Linked DNA regions of Homo sapiens: region 1 is linked to region 2. A link is a loop called in an ENCODE intact Hi-C map of the cell type or tissue named here. Cell type or tissue: sigmoid colon. All regions are shown on one strand. Each heading gives the region's core, and the rest is flanking DNA. Links, peaks and the distances in the headings are about the cores only.

Region 1 (8,341 bases), core at 51-8,050, 65 kb before region 2:
CATTTCTTTTTTACTCTTTTTTCTCTAAACTTGTCTTCTTGCTTTATTTCATTAATTTGATCTGCGATCACTTATATCCTTTCTTCCACTTGACCGAATCAGCTATCGAAGCTTGTGCATGCATCACAAAGTTCTCGTGCCATGGTTTTTCAGCTCCTTCAGGTCATTTAAGGTCTTCTCTACACTGTTTATTCTAATTAGCTATTTGTCTGACCTTTTTGCAAGGTTTTTAGCTTCCTTGAGATGGCTTAGAACAGTCTCCCTTAGCTCTGAGAAGTTTATTATTACCGACCTTCTGAAGCCTACTTCTGTCAACTCATCAAAGTCATTCAGCCTCCAGCTTTTTGCCATTGCTGGCGAGGAGCTGTGATCCTTTGGAGGAGAAGACGTGCTCTGGTTTTTAGAATTTTCAGCTTTTCTGCTCTGATTTCTCCCCATTTTTGTGGTTTTATCTACCTCTGGTCTTTGATGTTGGTGACCTACAGATGGGGTTTTGATGTCAATGTCCTTTTTATTGATGTTGACGCTATTCCTTTCTGTTTGTTAGTTTTCCTTCTGTCAGGTCCTTTAGCTGCAGGTCTGTTGGAGTTTGCTGGAGGTCCACTCCAGACGCTGTTTGCCTGGGTATCACCAGCGGAGGCTGCAGAACAGCAAATATTGCTTAACAGCAAATATTCCTACCTGATCCTTTCTCTGGAAGCTTCTTCCCAGAGGGGCACCCACCTGTATGAGGTGTCTGTCAGCCCCTGCTGGGAGGTGTCTCCCAGTTAGGCTACATGGGGTCAGGGACTCACTTGAGGAGGCTGTCTGTCTGTTCTCAGAGCTCAAACACCATGCTGGGAGAACCACTGCTCTCTTCGGAGCTGTCAGACAGGGATGTTTAAATCTGCAGAAGTTTCTGCTGCCTTTTGTTCAGCTATGCCCTGCCCACAGAGGTGGCATCTATAGATGCAGTAGGCCTTGCTGAGCTGTGGTGGGCTCCACCCAGTTCGAGCCTCCTGGCTGCTTTGTTTACCTACTCAAGCCTCAGTAATGGTAGACACCCCTCCCCCAGGCTGCTGCCTTGCAGGGCGATCTCAGACTGCTGTGCTAGCAGTGAGCAAGGCATCGTGGGCCTGGGGCCCCCCAAGCCAGGCACAGGAGAGAATCTCCTGGTCTGCAGGTTGCTAAGACCATGAGAAAAGCACAGTATTTGGGTGTGAGTGTCCCGTTTTTCCAGGTACAGTCTGTCACATCACAGCTTCCCCTGGCTAGGAAAGGGAAATCCCCCGACCCCTTGCATTTCCGGGTGAGGCGATGCCCCACCCTGCTTCAGCTCACCTTCTGTGGACTGCACCCACTGTCCAACCAGTCCCAATGAGATGAACCAGGTACCTCAGTTGGAAATGCAGAAATTACCCGTCTTCTGCATCGATCACACTGGGAGTTGCAGACTGGAGCTGTTCTTATTTGGCCATCTTGGAACAGGGATCCTGAATTTTAAATACATAATGTTGAGCAACAGAAATGCAGACAGAAAAGAGTATATACTGTGTGACTTTGTTTTCACAATGTTTAAACACTTGCAAAACACTATTGATAAAGATGATTATCTTTAGGGATACAGTACTGATTGAGAAGGAACCCCCAAGGAGTTAGCTTGATTTGGGTAGCAGTTAGCAGTTACATGTTTGTAGACATAAGTAAAATTTATTTGCACTGACTTATGATTTGTATATCACTTAATGTATGCAAGCTAAACCTGAATTAAAAGGAAAAAAGGGCCAAGTGTGGTGGCTGACGCCTGTAATCGCAGCACTTTGGGAGGCCAAGGAAGGTGGATCACTTGAGGTCAGGAGTTCGAGACCAGCCTGGGCAACATGTTGAAACTCCGTCTCTACTAAAAATACAAAAATCAGCTTGGTGGGCTGGCACCTTTAGTTCCAGTTACTCAGGAGGCTGAGGCAGGAGAATTGCTTGGACCCAGGAGGTGCAGGTTGCAGTGAGCCAAGATTGTGTCCCTGCACTCCAGCCTGGGCAAAAAAGAGAGACCCTGTCTCAAAAAAAGAAAAAAATGAAAGCGCTAAGTGTATTATTTAAAGTTATACTGTCAACCCTTAGAACAACTTTTAAAAAGTGAGAAGAAAAAGAGCCACTTATCAGGACCGACTTGGGAAATAAAAATTTTACTTTTTATTTTATACTGCTCTATGAAATTTGCATTTTATTTGTTTATTAGTGGCTTTTGTATAGTACACAAATATTTCTTAATTTTGTAAGGTATCCTTTAAAAATTTTATAAATATTTTATATGTGTATTATGATTTATCATCTTTTATATTATCTTATACATTATTAAAAGTTCTTCCTAGAAGGGTGAATTTATGTTTTTCTTTTTCTACTTTTCTATAATGTATGACTTTCAGGTACATAACTTTGAAAAATGAGGGGTAAAAAGCTTCCTTTTTAAAAAAAGAAATAGGAAAAACCATTTAGAGAAATGTTGCCTACTCTTTCAAGTTAAAAAATATGTCTAGACCAATTTTAAACAAAATTGTCCAGAATTTTCAGAAGAATGGTGGTAGTAAATGGTGTGTTTTGTATGCGAAGACATTGCCTAATTTAGATTTAATGGTAAATTTGTTCATATTATGAGATACTAAAAAGGAAATCGTTTTATTTAGAGGAATAGGATTAAGATCACTTAATTTGATTTAATTTAGCAACTACTACCTTTATTACAAAATTAAGAGAATCTTGTTCTTTTCTTAACAAAAACTACGATTAAAAATTTTTTCCATTATATGAATTTTTAGGAAATTAAACTAAAAGAATAATATGTCACCTTTAGGAGTGCTGAAAAAGAAAATGGTTTTCAAATTTGGCAACCTCATCACTCCTATTGCTGCTTTCTGTATAAAATTCATTTTAAAGTATTTACTTTTTTTCTTTAATAAGGACTTCAGTGTATTTACAAGAGGAGAACTGATAAATGAATGAGGTGCATCATGATCACTCGTTTACTCAACTTAGCAGCTTGCTTTTCATTGTACTATTATAATGTAGAAACTCTTTTGATTTGCTTTGATTTTTTGTTACACACCTACACAGGTAAAGACTATTTGGAAAAGCTTTTAGGTGATGTTTCTTCAGTGTGGCTCAAGGCTAACCCCCCACAGAATCACCTGAAATGCCCCTTAACCGTACCCAGTGCTGGGCTGAACCTCAGAATTCCTTGGGGCACATTTGAGAAACTGCTGTGAGTCTTTATCCATGAAAATTTTAACCAGATACAAACTCAGGCCACGCAGATAGGGTAAAAGTGAAAGGATTTGAAGATTGTTTGGCCTGGTGTCAACTGGAAAAAGTGTATTCTACTCAAAGTCACTCATATTCAAATTTTTACAAGAACACCATGCTAAGCAAACCAAGCACATCTGCAGGCCCCAGGCAGACTATTGCTGCTGGAGGGGTAATGACTCACTGTAGATTGCCGATCAGTTTACTACCTTAAGTTGTTGGTTATCCAAGCACAGCTACTATTGTGACAGATGGATTCACAGATTTGCCATTAATTGATATTAATTAAACAACCTTTAGTAGTTTAATAAGAAATCAAAATGCAGAAAGAGAAAAAAAAGAAGAGAAGAGAGATTATCGAAGTGGAAGGACTATGGAGGCAAAAGACAATTTGTTAAAAAAGAGAAGAGTTGCTATTGATGAAAACCAAATTACAGCTTCAATCTAAAGATTTTCTTGTTGAAATAAAAGCACACAGTATATTTGTTTCTATGTAGAAATCCAGAGAAGACTCTTATAAAAACTGAAAATAGTAAACAGCTAGAAGGGCCCAGATGTTTGTTTAGGCTTTGCTGGTCTCCCAGGAGCCCGGCTCATATTTCAGCCCGAGAGCATGCAGCGTCCTTGGCCTGGGGCCACTGTTTGCCTCATAGTGAGACAAGCCAGGATCAGGGTTTGGCTTGACAAACATTTTGTTAACTTATAATTTATTTAGAGACATTAATTGAACCAGGATGATTAAAACTTTTTGAATTAACAGAGTTTAGGATGTGTAACTCAGCGTCTTTGCAGTTTTCCAATACACAGTTTTCTATATTGGAATTTAAAAATCTGATGTAAAATTTCAATACACCATTTTAGTTTATAGATGGACTTAGCTAAATTTAAGTAAAAATTATACAAGTTCTCTCTTGTGGTAACTTTAAACTACAAACCCTAACCTGGATTGTAAATACCTTCTAATCCCTTTTGGGAAAATTAAAAATATGTAGTAGTTCATGGCAGAGTTTTTACTTGAAAGAAAAATGTTTTTAGGATTCAACTTATTTTAAGAAATAATTTGCTCTCATTATAACTCTTTAACTAATTATACACTTCAATTAGTTATGTATATTTAACAGCAATACCAATAATCATACACTATATAACCTTATATTACAACACAGTTTATATATTTAATATTTTGTTCCTGTGCCCTGAGGCAATGATATCAAAGTTACAGGCTTAAAAATCAAATTAAAGGACGATTTCTGAGCTTCAATTTCTGACTCTGTCCTCTATAGATTCCAAGGCCACTCAGACAACTGCCTACTATTGTTGAAACCTTGAGGAGCCACTACATACCTAGACAGCATTGAGTTCTGAGGCAGAAGTTATGGGTTGAGAACATCACTGTTTGCAAAGTTAGGATTCAAAAGCTGTGAAAGAGGCTTGTCTTGTGGTGAGCTGGGCTGAAGACATAAATCCCATTGTGCCTCCAGAGAGGGGCACCAGCTGGCATCGGTAGACCCCTCTCTTCTAACATTGGCAGATAAACCTGAGTTCTCCACCCACTGAGGGATTTTAAACCTAAAGATATGAATCAGCCAAAAAGAGCACTCACATAATTCAGGAGGATGCTATAACTTGAAGGGGGCATGCTACCAGACAACCAAAGCAGTTGGCACCTAAGAAGCTGACTTCATTTAAGAAATCAAAGAGAACTTTAATAGTAATGTAGTGAGTGTTGAAGGACATAGCAGTAAAGCACAAAAGAAGTTTTCTGAAAGGACAGAACTTGACTGTGCTTTTTTTTTTTTTTTTTTTTGAGACAGAGTCTTGCTCTGTTGCCCAGGGTGAAGTGTAATGGCGCGATCTTGGCTCACTGCAACCTCTGCCTCCCGGTTTCAAGCAATTCTCCTGCCTCGACCTCCTGAGTAGGTGGGATTACAGGCGTGCACCACCATGCCTGGCAATTTTTGTATTTTTAGTAGAGATGGGTTTCACCATGTTGATCAGGCTGGTCTCAAACTTCTGACCTCAGGTGATCCACCCGCCTCGGCCACCCAAAGTGCTGGGATTACAGGTGTGAGCCACTGCGCTTGGGCTTAACTGTGCATTTTAAAGTTCAACAGGTGAATTGAAAAACAAAATGGTCACTGCTGAACACGCTGTCAGAGTTGTAGTAGACTGAATGGAGAACATATTCCATCACACAGAACAAATTCATGAGTCATGAAGAAAAGTTTACAAATTTTAGAAGTCCCAGAAGGAAAAGAATAAAGAAAGACTTGGGTCTTTGTATTGACAGCAATCTCTGAGATATGAACCAGAACAATGAAAAAAAGACAGTCATATCTTGGTGAAACTTCTATATTCCAGGGACAAAATCTTACAAGCTTCCAGTTGGAGAGAATGGGACTTTATAAGGGAGAAAGAATTAAACAAGTATCAGTCTTCTCACCTACAACACTGGAAGCTAGAAAATATCAAAACCACTTTTGGAGGGCAGTGAGAGATCCAAGAATCCTTTATACAGCCAAGTGATGGCAAAAGAAAAGGCATTTTTAACACACAAAGAGCTCTTAGGAAGATGGAGAACCATGTTCTTTTTCTGAGGAAACACCCCAAGGAACAACTGCAGACAAGCTGAAATCAAAGAATATCTCAAGATAGTAAAATAATAATAATAATAATAATAAAAGTACAAAGAATAAGACTGGGCATTGAATCTTGTGCTATCTCTAGTTAAATATAAGTGGATGGTGATTGTGTGTCTGAGAACTGCAGTGTAACCATTAAGTGGGGGTGCTTCTCACAGATGTTTCCACCGCATTTACCCTCTCCTTCCCACATCATCACTCTTCCCCTTCTTACAAGGGCAGCGTTACAAGTATGGTTGAGAATCCCCTGTCTAAAACCCTTCTCTGACCCCTTCCTCCCTCCCTCTGCAGACATTCCCATTTCTGCTGTTCCCATTCCACAGCAGAACTTCTCTTAGTTCCTGTCTCCTATTCTTCACCTCCCATTCTCTCATTCCTTTGCTGAAATTTCTCTTGTGAACGTCACTACTAACCTTCTTGTTACCAAAGCCAGTTGATATGGCTTGGATTTGTGTCCTCACCCAAATCTCATGTGGATTGAATCCCCAATGTTGGAGGAGGGGCCTGGTGAAAGGTGATTGGATCATTGGACAGATTTTCCCCTTGCTGTTCTTGTGAAAGTGAATGAATTCTCAGGAGATCTGGTTGTTGAAACGTGTGTAGCACTTCCCCCTTCTCTTGCTTCCTCCTGCTCCAGTCATGCTTCCCCTGCCTTCCATCATGATTGTAAGTTTCCTGAGGTTTCCCCAGCCATGCTTCCTGTACAGGCTGTGGAACCATGAGCTCTCTTTTCTTTATAAAATACCCAGTCTCAGGTATTTCTTTATCGCAGTGTGAGAACAGACTGATATGCCAGTGGTTATTTCTTTTTACCCATGTGTACTGCACCTCTCCACTTTTCTAACATTGTCGGATACCTCAGTTATCCATCCACTGAGGAATTACATAGCGAAGGATATAAATCAGCCAAGAAAAACCACTAATCATTTAGGAGGATGGTATAACTTGAAGGAGGCATGCTACCAGATAACCAAAGCAGTTGGCATCAAAGAAGCAGGATTAACTGAAGGAGTAAATGAGATCTGTAGGATTTGACATGGCTCTGGCCATGGACAGTTCCCTCTTTCTTAAAATGCTTTCTTCTCTTGCATTTCATGACATCACACTATTGACTTCAAGGTCTCCTTCCTTGTTAGCATGGAACAGGGCTAGCATACTGGTGTCTTTCTTGGTTTCCGCCACAGCAACTCTCTAAGCTCCTCCAATCCTATGGATTTAAATGCCATATATATGCCAATGATTTCCAAAATTTCTATCCCAACTCCTAACATCTCCATCAAGTTCTACATTCATATTCCTAATGACTTACATCTCTACTTGGTTATCCCAAGAAGAACACCCGATTTATCTATACAGAAAAAAGAAACACAAGAAAATGAAACAACCAAAATCTACTTCTTCTCTAGTCTTCTCCATTTATAGCACCACCATCCACCTAATTTATGAAGCCCCCAAATTAGGTAGTCACCTGTGATTTTTGTTTATCCCTTATTTCCCACATCCAACTCATCAAAAAGTTCTGTAGTCTCTACTGCCATCACAAGCCAGGATTCATTAATTTTTTCTATTTCCATTACTACCACCTTAGTTTAAGTAACCGCCCTCTCCTTAGGATGTTTGCAATGGCCTCAACTTTCTGCTTTCAATCTTCTGCAACTCCCCACCCCCGATCCATTTTCGACATGTCACCCAGGTATAAATCAGATATCACTTTTTTCCTACAAAAAATCTCTAATGAACAATCTAATTTTTCATCTCTAGGGCATTGGTTAGATACACTATGGCAATATCCACAGGATGATGTGCTCTGCAGTTGTAAGAGCAGTAGAGACTATTTCTACTGATGATCTACACTGATGTACAGTCTTGGTCCAGATTATTGTTTGGTGAACAAAGCAAGATGGAGAAAAATGTGGATAGTGTGCTACTATTTATGTAAAAATTGGCCAGGTATAGTGGCTCATGCCTATAATCCCAGCACTTTGGGAGGCTGAGGCAGGTGGATTGCTTGAGCTCAGGTGTTTAAGATCAGCCTGAGCAACATGGTGAAACCCTGTCTCTACCACAAATACAAGCCTGGCATGCACCTGTGGTCCCAGCTACTCGGGAGGCTGAGGTGGGAGGATTGCTTGAGCCTGGGAGGCAGAGGTTGCAGTGAGCCGAGATCACGCCACTGCACTCCAGCCTGGGTGACAGGAGACTCAACCTCAAAAAAAAAAAAAAAAAAAAAGATAGTAAAAAATTATCAATTGCCTATTTTCTTCCATTTTAAACATTTTTAGTATATGAATTACAGCATTAATGATATTCACAATGTTGTAGAGTCATCACTACTCTTTATTTCTAAAACTTTGCCATCACCCCAAACTGAAACCATATCCATTAAACAGTGGCTCCCCTATTTTCCCCTTACTTAAGAC
Region 2 (8,341 bases), core at 13-8,012:
CTAAAATACAAAACTCTTAGAAGGAAACATAGGCATAAATCTTTATGACCTTGGATTAGGCTATGGGTTCCAGAAACACAGCAACAAAAAAACACATAAATTGTACTTCATCATAACTAAAATCTTTTGTGCTTCAAAGGGTACCATCAAGAAAGTGAAAAAACACCCACAGAATAAAGAAAATATTTGTATGTCTCAGATGAGGAAATTATGTTCGGAATATATAAAGAATTCTTATAACTCATTAATAAAAAGACTACTCAATTTAAAATAAGCAAATGATTTAAGTAGACATTTTTCCAAAGAAGATATGCAAATATATAATAAGCACGTGAAAAGATGCTTAGTGGCATAGTCACTAGGAAAATGCAATTAAAACCAAAATGAGATACCACTTCACACCCACTAGGATAGCTATAATTTTAAAAAACAGAAGATAATAAGTGTTGGTGAGGCTATAAAATGGGAACCCTCATATATTGCTGGTAGAGAAGTGGAATGATACAACCACTTGGAAAACAGCTTGGCGATTCCTTAGAAACTTAAACATAGAGTTATTAAATGACCCAGAAATTTAACTGATAGCTATGTATGTGTCTTGGTTCACTTGTGCTGTTATAACGGAATACCACAGACTGGGTAATTTATAAAGAAAATAAGTTCATTTTTTGACAATTCTGGAGGCTGGGAAGTCTAAGCTCATGACACCAGCAGATTTGGTTATCTGGTAAGGGCTGCATCCTCTGGAGGGGAGGAACACTATGTTCTTACATCACGGAAGGCTAAAAGACAAGAGAGCCCAAGGCTGTGTGAAGCCTCTTGTATAAGAGCCTTAATCTCATTCACTAGGGAGAGGTCCTCATGGTTCATGGTCTAACCACCTCTTAAAGGCCCCATATCTTAATACTATCACATTGGCAACTCCTGCATTTTGGAGCGGACACATTCAAACCCTAGCAGTTATGTTTTGGTGTTAAAACGTACCATGACTCACATTTTAACCAGCCAGATGTTAGGGGGATAGGGGAGTTTACGAATGATATATCATGAGATCCAGAGGTCACAGCAGAAGAGTCTGGGAAGACAGAAAAGGGTGGGAAGACAGGTCAAATTAGTAGATGTATGATTAATTCAATAGTTATTCTTCTCACCATTTCAGACATTTCAGTGGGGAAAATTTAAATGTTCAACCAGTGATGTTAGAAAGATGTATGAATCAACCGGGGCTGATATGGTTGGTGAGGAAGGGTCTCCCCTGAAGGCGGGAAGCACCTTCCTGAGAAGCAGCAGATCCCTTTTTCTATGGGAACAGCCCATCCTGGTTGACCATATACTGAACTGAGCACAGTAGGAGAATTAAAAGTTAGTATGTGTTAGAAGGAAGCCCTCTATCCTCCTCTTCATATTTTCAAAGAAAGGAGAAAATGTCCACTCAGTAAGAGAGAGAAATATGGGAGGAACCTTCAAGGTTTTCTCTGTCCCTTCACTCACTTCTCCCCAAACCTGGGAAGTAATTTATTTTTGAAAGGACAGAGCATGTGTGGTCCAGTCTTCTCTAAATTTTCTTTGTTGATGAAGGTCAACTACTCCTTGCCCACCTTTCCTGAACCTTTCCAAGGTCAGCAGAGTCCTGTAGAGAAGGGGACTTTTTAGGGATACTGATAATGGCTATAGCTCAGATTGTAATCTTCAGTTAAGTCTTATCAGTAATAAAGCTGGTATTTTTATGTCAGTATGCTTGATTCTAGCATCTATTTCTTATTTGGTTTTGAGCTAAGAGGGAGAACAAAGGTTTATTACTTAATGGCCTGTAAAATTCCCCAAAACTCTTAACAATAGAAAGCCAGATCAATCAGAAGGACAGAGAACACTTGAGTTATTATCTTCTGTCGCTGCTAGAGGTAATGGGAGCTAAGAGGTGAGCAAAGGGCATAATCAGGTGCTGTTATTGGTGCTCTGTTGGGCATCACGAATATGTACAAGGCTCCAGGAAGGTTCTTTGTTCCCCCGAGAGTCATATCTCCTGGGTCAGTAAGATAGAGACTGTCATTTCTTCCGAAGAGTGATGGGGTTGTGGCATGTGACTGAAATATAAATACCAGATTCAGTTAACTTCCCTTCCACTTACTCAACACACATTTGTTGAGCACACATCAGGCACTCATTGCATTGTACAAGGTGCTGGAGATGTGAAGCTGAACATGACAGACAGAGGATCTTGTTCCTTATAGACCTTTCCATCTGCAATGGAAAGCTCTTTGCCTCCTGATACAGCATTTTGCCTCCAAAGTGCAGACTGTTTATCCCTCTTAGGCTTCAGACACCCGGGACCTGGAGGAGGAGACAATCCTCTTTGCTCCCCAAATGCTGTCTCCAGGCTTTATGACTCCTACTGTCCTTCAAAGTTCACATCAACAAACTTTCCATCTGCTGCCCCTCTGTTGCTGGCATCTATCTGTCTTGATCCTCCCCCTCAATCACTGATGACTTTCACACTGGGCCCACTCTCTTCCACGTCTACTCCTGTCTTCATTTTCTGATGACTCCAATGGCCTTGTGGATAATCCATCTGAGACAGGGTGCATCTCTAATTTCCTGAGTGTTTTCTGTGTATTTATCTCCTCTTTTTGCTCTCTCTAAAAGCCTGAAGGCAGTTTTCCTCTATCCCAGCACACAATGAAGAAGCAAAAACTCACATATGCCTCTGCTGTGAATATGAGACAAAAAGACTCTGACACAGGCTTACCTAGAAAGAGAGGGTAATGGAAATGGTTTGCAAAGAAGAGGAAAGCCTAGAAAGAACAGAGTTCTTGAAATGAAAGGGGGCGGGGCGGGGGAGGGCAAGACAGACTCACAGTGGCAAGAACCAGGAAGTGGAGTAGACAGGACTCAGTGCCGAACAAGCATCAAGCGGGAAGGAAGCTCCCACCCACTGGGGACATCCCGTTGTTTCTGGACATTTACTAATGTCCTTGATCAGAAGGTGGAGAACTTGGTCATCTTGTGTAGGGATAGAGGCATGGAGCAAAAACCACATCTCTGGCCAAGGTGGAACTGTGGAGGATCAGATTAGACTGTCCTAAGCCCTGTGCTGCAGTGACATAGCCCCACTGCCACACATTTGTACCATGGCCTCTCAGTCCCTTGACTTCTTGCCTCCAAATATCTCTTCCTTAACCCACTTCAGATACCCACTGTTATGACAACGACCTTTTCATCAACAAGGACCCAACCCTGTCTGCACCCTAATATTCTCTTTCTACCTTTCACCAATGCACGCTTTGCAACCCTCATTAACTTCCTTCTTGTCTCTCTCCTCCGCTGTACTTTGGCAAAGCCCCAATCTGGTTAAGACCAACCATCTGTCTGTGCTGTGCCTGTCCCTGAGTAGCCAAGTGTTGCTGAAGAAAAACACATGGCCCTGCTGAACAGTCTCACTATAAATCTGTAACTGCAGATCTCAAAGGGTACTCAGTACTTCCCAGGATCCTCTTACATCCCTGAAATATTTCCTCTTCCAACTCCAAGCTGGGTATGTAATACCTTCTTTCCCATCAGGTAACCTATGTACAGTTCTCCTTCCTTCACCTCACTTCATCAGACAAGACCCTCTTCAACCCTCCTTCACCAAAGTCACTGTATTACCTGCCCACACCCCACCCCGCTCCTCTCTCTGCCATCTCCTCCCAGTGGCTCTGGACCCTGTCCTCTTTCTTGTGCTCAAGAACTCTGCTTCTACAGTTCCTCTAGATTTTTCCTGCCAGCATCCAAACATGCTGTAATCTGCCATAATAAAACAACAATAACAGGTCAGGTGAGGTGACTCATGCCTGTAATCCCAGCACTTTGGGAGGCTGAGGCGGGCAGATCATTTGAGGTCAGGAGTTTGAAACCAGCCTGGCCAATATGGTGAAACCATGTCTCTACTTAAAAATACAAAAATTAGCTGGGCGTGGTGGCAGGTGCCTGTCATCCCAGCTACTCCCAGCTACTCTGGAGGCTGACAGGAGAATTGCTTTAACCTGGGGAGGCGGAGGTTGCAGTGAGCTGAGATCATGCCACTGCACTCCAGCCTGGGCGACAGAGCGAGATTCAGTCTCAAAAAATAAATAAATAAACAAAACAACAACAACATCTAATTTAGCATCATGGCACCTTTCAAATTCCCCTCTCATTCCTGTGCTCCCTTTCAAAGCACAGCATTTTGAAGGCAGTGATATAATTACTGTTTCCACTTCTTCCTGTCATACCTTGTCTTCAATCCACTCCATCCAGTTTCCGTCCATATCACACCATGGAGATCACTCTTGCCGAGGTCTCTGCTGTCCTTTATGTTGCCAACCCCAGGATCCCATCTCTGCACTTATTATTTTTAAATTTTTGATTTTTAATTTATTAGAGACAGGGTCTCACTCTATTGCCCAGTCTGGAGTGCAGTGGTGCAATCATAGCTCACTGCAACCTTGAACTCCTGGGCTTCAGTGATCCTCTCACCTCAGCCTCCCAAGTAGCTGGGACTACAGGCCTGTGCCACCACACCTGGCTAATTTTGTATTTTTTGTAGAGATGAGGTTTTGCCATGTCATCCAGGCTGGTCTCCAACTCCTGGGCTCCAGCAATCCTCCAGTCTCGGCCTCCCAAAGTCCTGGGATTACAGGCTTCAGCCACCACACCTGGTACTGCATTTAACTTACTCTCCTGCAAACAGCATTGTACACAGTGAACTACTCTATCTCCCCTTCTTCCTTTTGCTTCCAAGGCACACACTGTTTTTGTTATTCTCAGACCTTGCTCACTATACCTTGTCAGTCTTTGTTGGCCTCTCTTTTCTTCCTTTCCTTTAAACAAATGGTCCCTCCAAAAGGGCACAGTCCGAGAAGAAAACATTAGAGCTTCTATTTTTTTCTCTGAAAAAAATAAAGAATTAAGCTTTATGTAATATGTAATACACATTTTATGCTGATGCCCTTTCTTGATTAAGATTTCAGAGAACTACAAATCACATATGCCACACAGGGCATGCTGAGGGAAGAGTGGATTTTCCACAATCAGAGTGGTTACAATGGTATACTGTAGTTTCTGAGTGCACAGTTGCATGGATTTATGGATTACATATTTTTTAATTTTTTTATTGTGATAAAATATACATAATGTGGAGTACCATTTTAGGTAATTTTTTTTTTTTTTGAGATGGAGTTTCGCTCTTGTTGCCCAGGCTGGAGTGCAATGGTGCAGTCTCGGCTCACCGTAACCTCTGCCTCTCCGGTTCAAACGATTCTCCTGCCTCAGCCTCGTGAGTAGCTAGGATTACAGTCACGCACCATGGTGCCCGGCTAATATTGTATTTTTAGTAGAGACAAGGTTTCTCCATATTGGTCAGGCTGTTCTCAAACTCCCAATCTCAGGTGATCTGCCTGACTCGGCCTCCCAGAGTGCTGAGATTACAGGCATGAGCCACCGTGCCCAGCCTTTTAGGCATTTTTAAGTATACAGTTCAGTGGCATTAAGCACATTCACATTGTTGTTTGACCACACTACCATCCATCTCCAAAACTCTTTTATCTTATCCAACTGTATCAATTAAACACTAACTCTCCATTCTCCTTTCGCCCAACCCCCTGGCAACCACCATTTTACATTCTGTCTCTATGAATTTGACTACTCTAGGTACCTGTATGGTGTACAAATCATACAGTATTTGTATTTTTGTGCGACTTATTTCACTTAGCATAATGTCTTCAAGGTTCATCTATGTTGTAGTATGTGTCAGAATTTCATTTCTTTTTGAGGCTGAATGATATTCAACTTTATGTATATGCCACATTTTGTTTATCCATTCATCCATCAGTAGACATTTGGATTTCTTCCACTAATTGGTTATTGTGAATAATTGTGCTATGTAAATGGGTATACAAATATCTGTTTTAGTCCTTGCTTTAAGTTCTTTTGGGTGTAGACCCAGGAGTGGAATTGCTAGATCATTTGTTAATTCTGTGTTGAATGAAGAACTGCTATACCATTTCCTACAGCAGTTGAACCATTTTACATTCCCACCAGTAATGCATAAAGGTTCCAGTGTCTCCACATTCTCACAGTACTTCTATTTTCCTTTTCATTTTGTTTATAACAGGCATACCAATGGGTGCAAAGGGATTTCTCATTGCAGTTTTGATTTGCATTTCCCTAATGATAAGTGATGCTGGACATCTTTTCATGTGCTTGTGGCCATCTATATATCTTCTTTGAAGAAATATCCGTTCAAATCCTTAGCCCATTTTGGGGGTTGTTTTTGCTGTTGTTGTTGTAGAATTGCTCTTTATATATTCTGGATATTAATCCCTCCCTTATCAGGTATATGATTTGCCTTTTCACTTTGTTGATGGTAACCTTTAATGCACAAAAGGTTTTAATTTTGATAAATTCCAATTTACCTATTTTTCTCCTTTGTTGCCTGTACTATTGGTGTCATGTCCAAGAAATAATTGCCAAATCCCTCTGTATTTTAAGAGTTACAGTTTTAGCTATTATGTTTAGATCTTTGATTCATTTTTGAGATTGAGTCTCGCTCTGTCGCCCAGGTTGGAGTGCAGTGGGGCGATCTCAGCCCCCTGCAACCTGTGCCTCCCGGGTTCAAGTGATTCTTGTGCCTCAGTCTCCTGAGTAGCTGGGATTATGGGCGCACACCACCATGCCAGGATAACGGGATAATTTTTGTATTTTTGGTAGAGACGGGGTTTCACCATGTTGGCCAGGCTGGTCTAGAACTCCTGACCTCAGGTGATCCATCTGCCTCAATCTCCCAAAGTGCTGGGATTACATGTGTGAGCCACCATGCCCAGCTGATTCATTTTAAGCTAATATTTTATGTGATGTGAAGGAAGGGGTTAACTTTATGATTTTGCATGTAGATATCCAGTTTTCCCTGCACTATTTGTTGAAGACTGTTCTTCTCCCATTGAATGGTCTTAGCACCCTTGTGGAATATCATTTGACCATATGGTATATGAGAAGGGTTATTTCTGGCACCATTTGACAATATGGTACATGGGAAGGGTTATTTCATATACTGTAAGGTATATGAGAAGGGTTATTTCTCTCTTTTATTCCATTGGTCTATATGTCCGTCCTTATGCCAGTACCACACTGTTTTGATTACTGTAGCTTTGTAGTAAATTTTGAAATCAGGAATTGTGAGTCCTCCAACTCTGTTCTTTTTAAAGATTGTTTTGGCTATTTGAAGTCCTTTGAGATTCCACATGAATTTTAGTATGGATTTTTCTCCTTTTGCAAAAATCACTGGTGGGATTTTGATAGGGATTACATTGCCTCTGTAGATCACATTGAATAGTATTGACATCTTCATGATATTGTCTTCCAATCCATGAACACAGGATGTCTTTCCATTTATTAGTGTTGTCTTTCATTTCTTTCAGCAATGTTTTATAGTTTTTATAGTTCTTTTCCCTTGGCTTGGTTAAGTTTATTCCTAAATTTTTTATTGTTATTGATGCTATTGAAAATAGAGCTGTTTTATAAATTTCCTTTTTAGGTTTTTTATTGTTAGTATATAGAAACACAACTGATTTTCGTGTGATTATTTTGTATCCTGCAACTTTGCTGAATTTACTAGTTCTAATAGAGTGTGTGTGTGTGTGTGTGTGTGTGTGTATCTGTAATCTTTAGCCTTGCATTTACCTTTGATTTTTCCCTTTCTCTCTTGCCTATATATGCAAATAACCACCAGCTCATTTCAGTTTGTTTTGATTTCACAGTGTTTCTGATCTTTGACTCTCTTTAGTCTCCTTGCAATCCAATGTGATCAAATGACATTTGTATCCAGAATGTCTGGGATGGTGTGTGAAGAATTCATTTTCTAAAATAGTCATTTTATCTTGCTTTCCCACTCAAAACTCTAGGAGTTTCATGTAACAGTAGAGCTTCCAGTCTACTCCCCCCCTCATCTCAGAGGTAGCACTAGTAGTTAAAAGCTTAGGCTCTGGGGTCAGGAGGACCTGGTGGAGGTGGAGATGCTGCTTACTAGCTGTGTAGCCATAGTTAAGTTTCTCAGACCTGCTCATTCTTTTTTCAGCTGGAAACTGGTGATCATAATAATAACTCCCTTGTAGGGTTATTGGGAGGCTTAAATGGAATAATGAATGTAAAGCATTTAGTGAAATACTCTCTTTCCTGTCCTCTCTCCCTTTGAGGCCTTTAGCTTGACTGTTTCTCCAAAGACACAGATGAAACTGATCTCCTGCCTCCTCTTATCTGTGTTACTCTTTTGGCACTTACCACCTACTTCCTTGTACTGTTTATTATCTTTTTGTGTGTATCCGTGTTA

What was found. Peaks named below come from ENCODE experiments on the same cell type or tissue, not always from the same donor. Only the 100,000 strongest peaks of a DNase experiment are listed, where the experiment ranks them.
Region 1: it touches region 2 in a loop (2.5-fold over the local background); 2 of 110 quality-filtered maps call a loop at or near these places.

The regions. Positions count from the first base shown.
Region 1 is chr10:22,082,404-22,090,744 of GRCh38, reverse strand. No RefSeq gene overlaps it. Among named protein-coding and RNA genes, the nearest start is that of DNAJC1, 83 kb to the right of the region's middle. In sigmoid colon, for the core only: no CTCF peak of the experiment used is centred there; a DNase peak (open chromatin) is centred at 3,894.
Region 2 is chr10:22,017,475-22,025,815 of GRCh38, reverse strand. No RefSeq gene overlaps it. Among named protein-coding and RNA genes, the nearest start is that of DNAJC1, 18 kb to the right of the region's middle. RefSeq lists an enhancer at 3,002-3,435. In sigmoid colon, for the core only: no CTCF peak of the experiment used is centred there; a DNase peak (open chromatin) is centred at 3,375.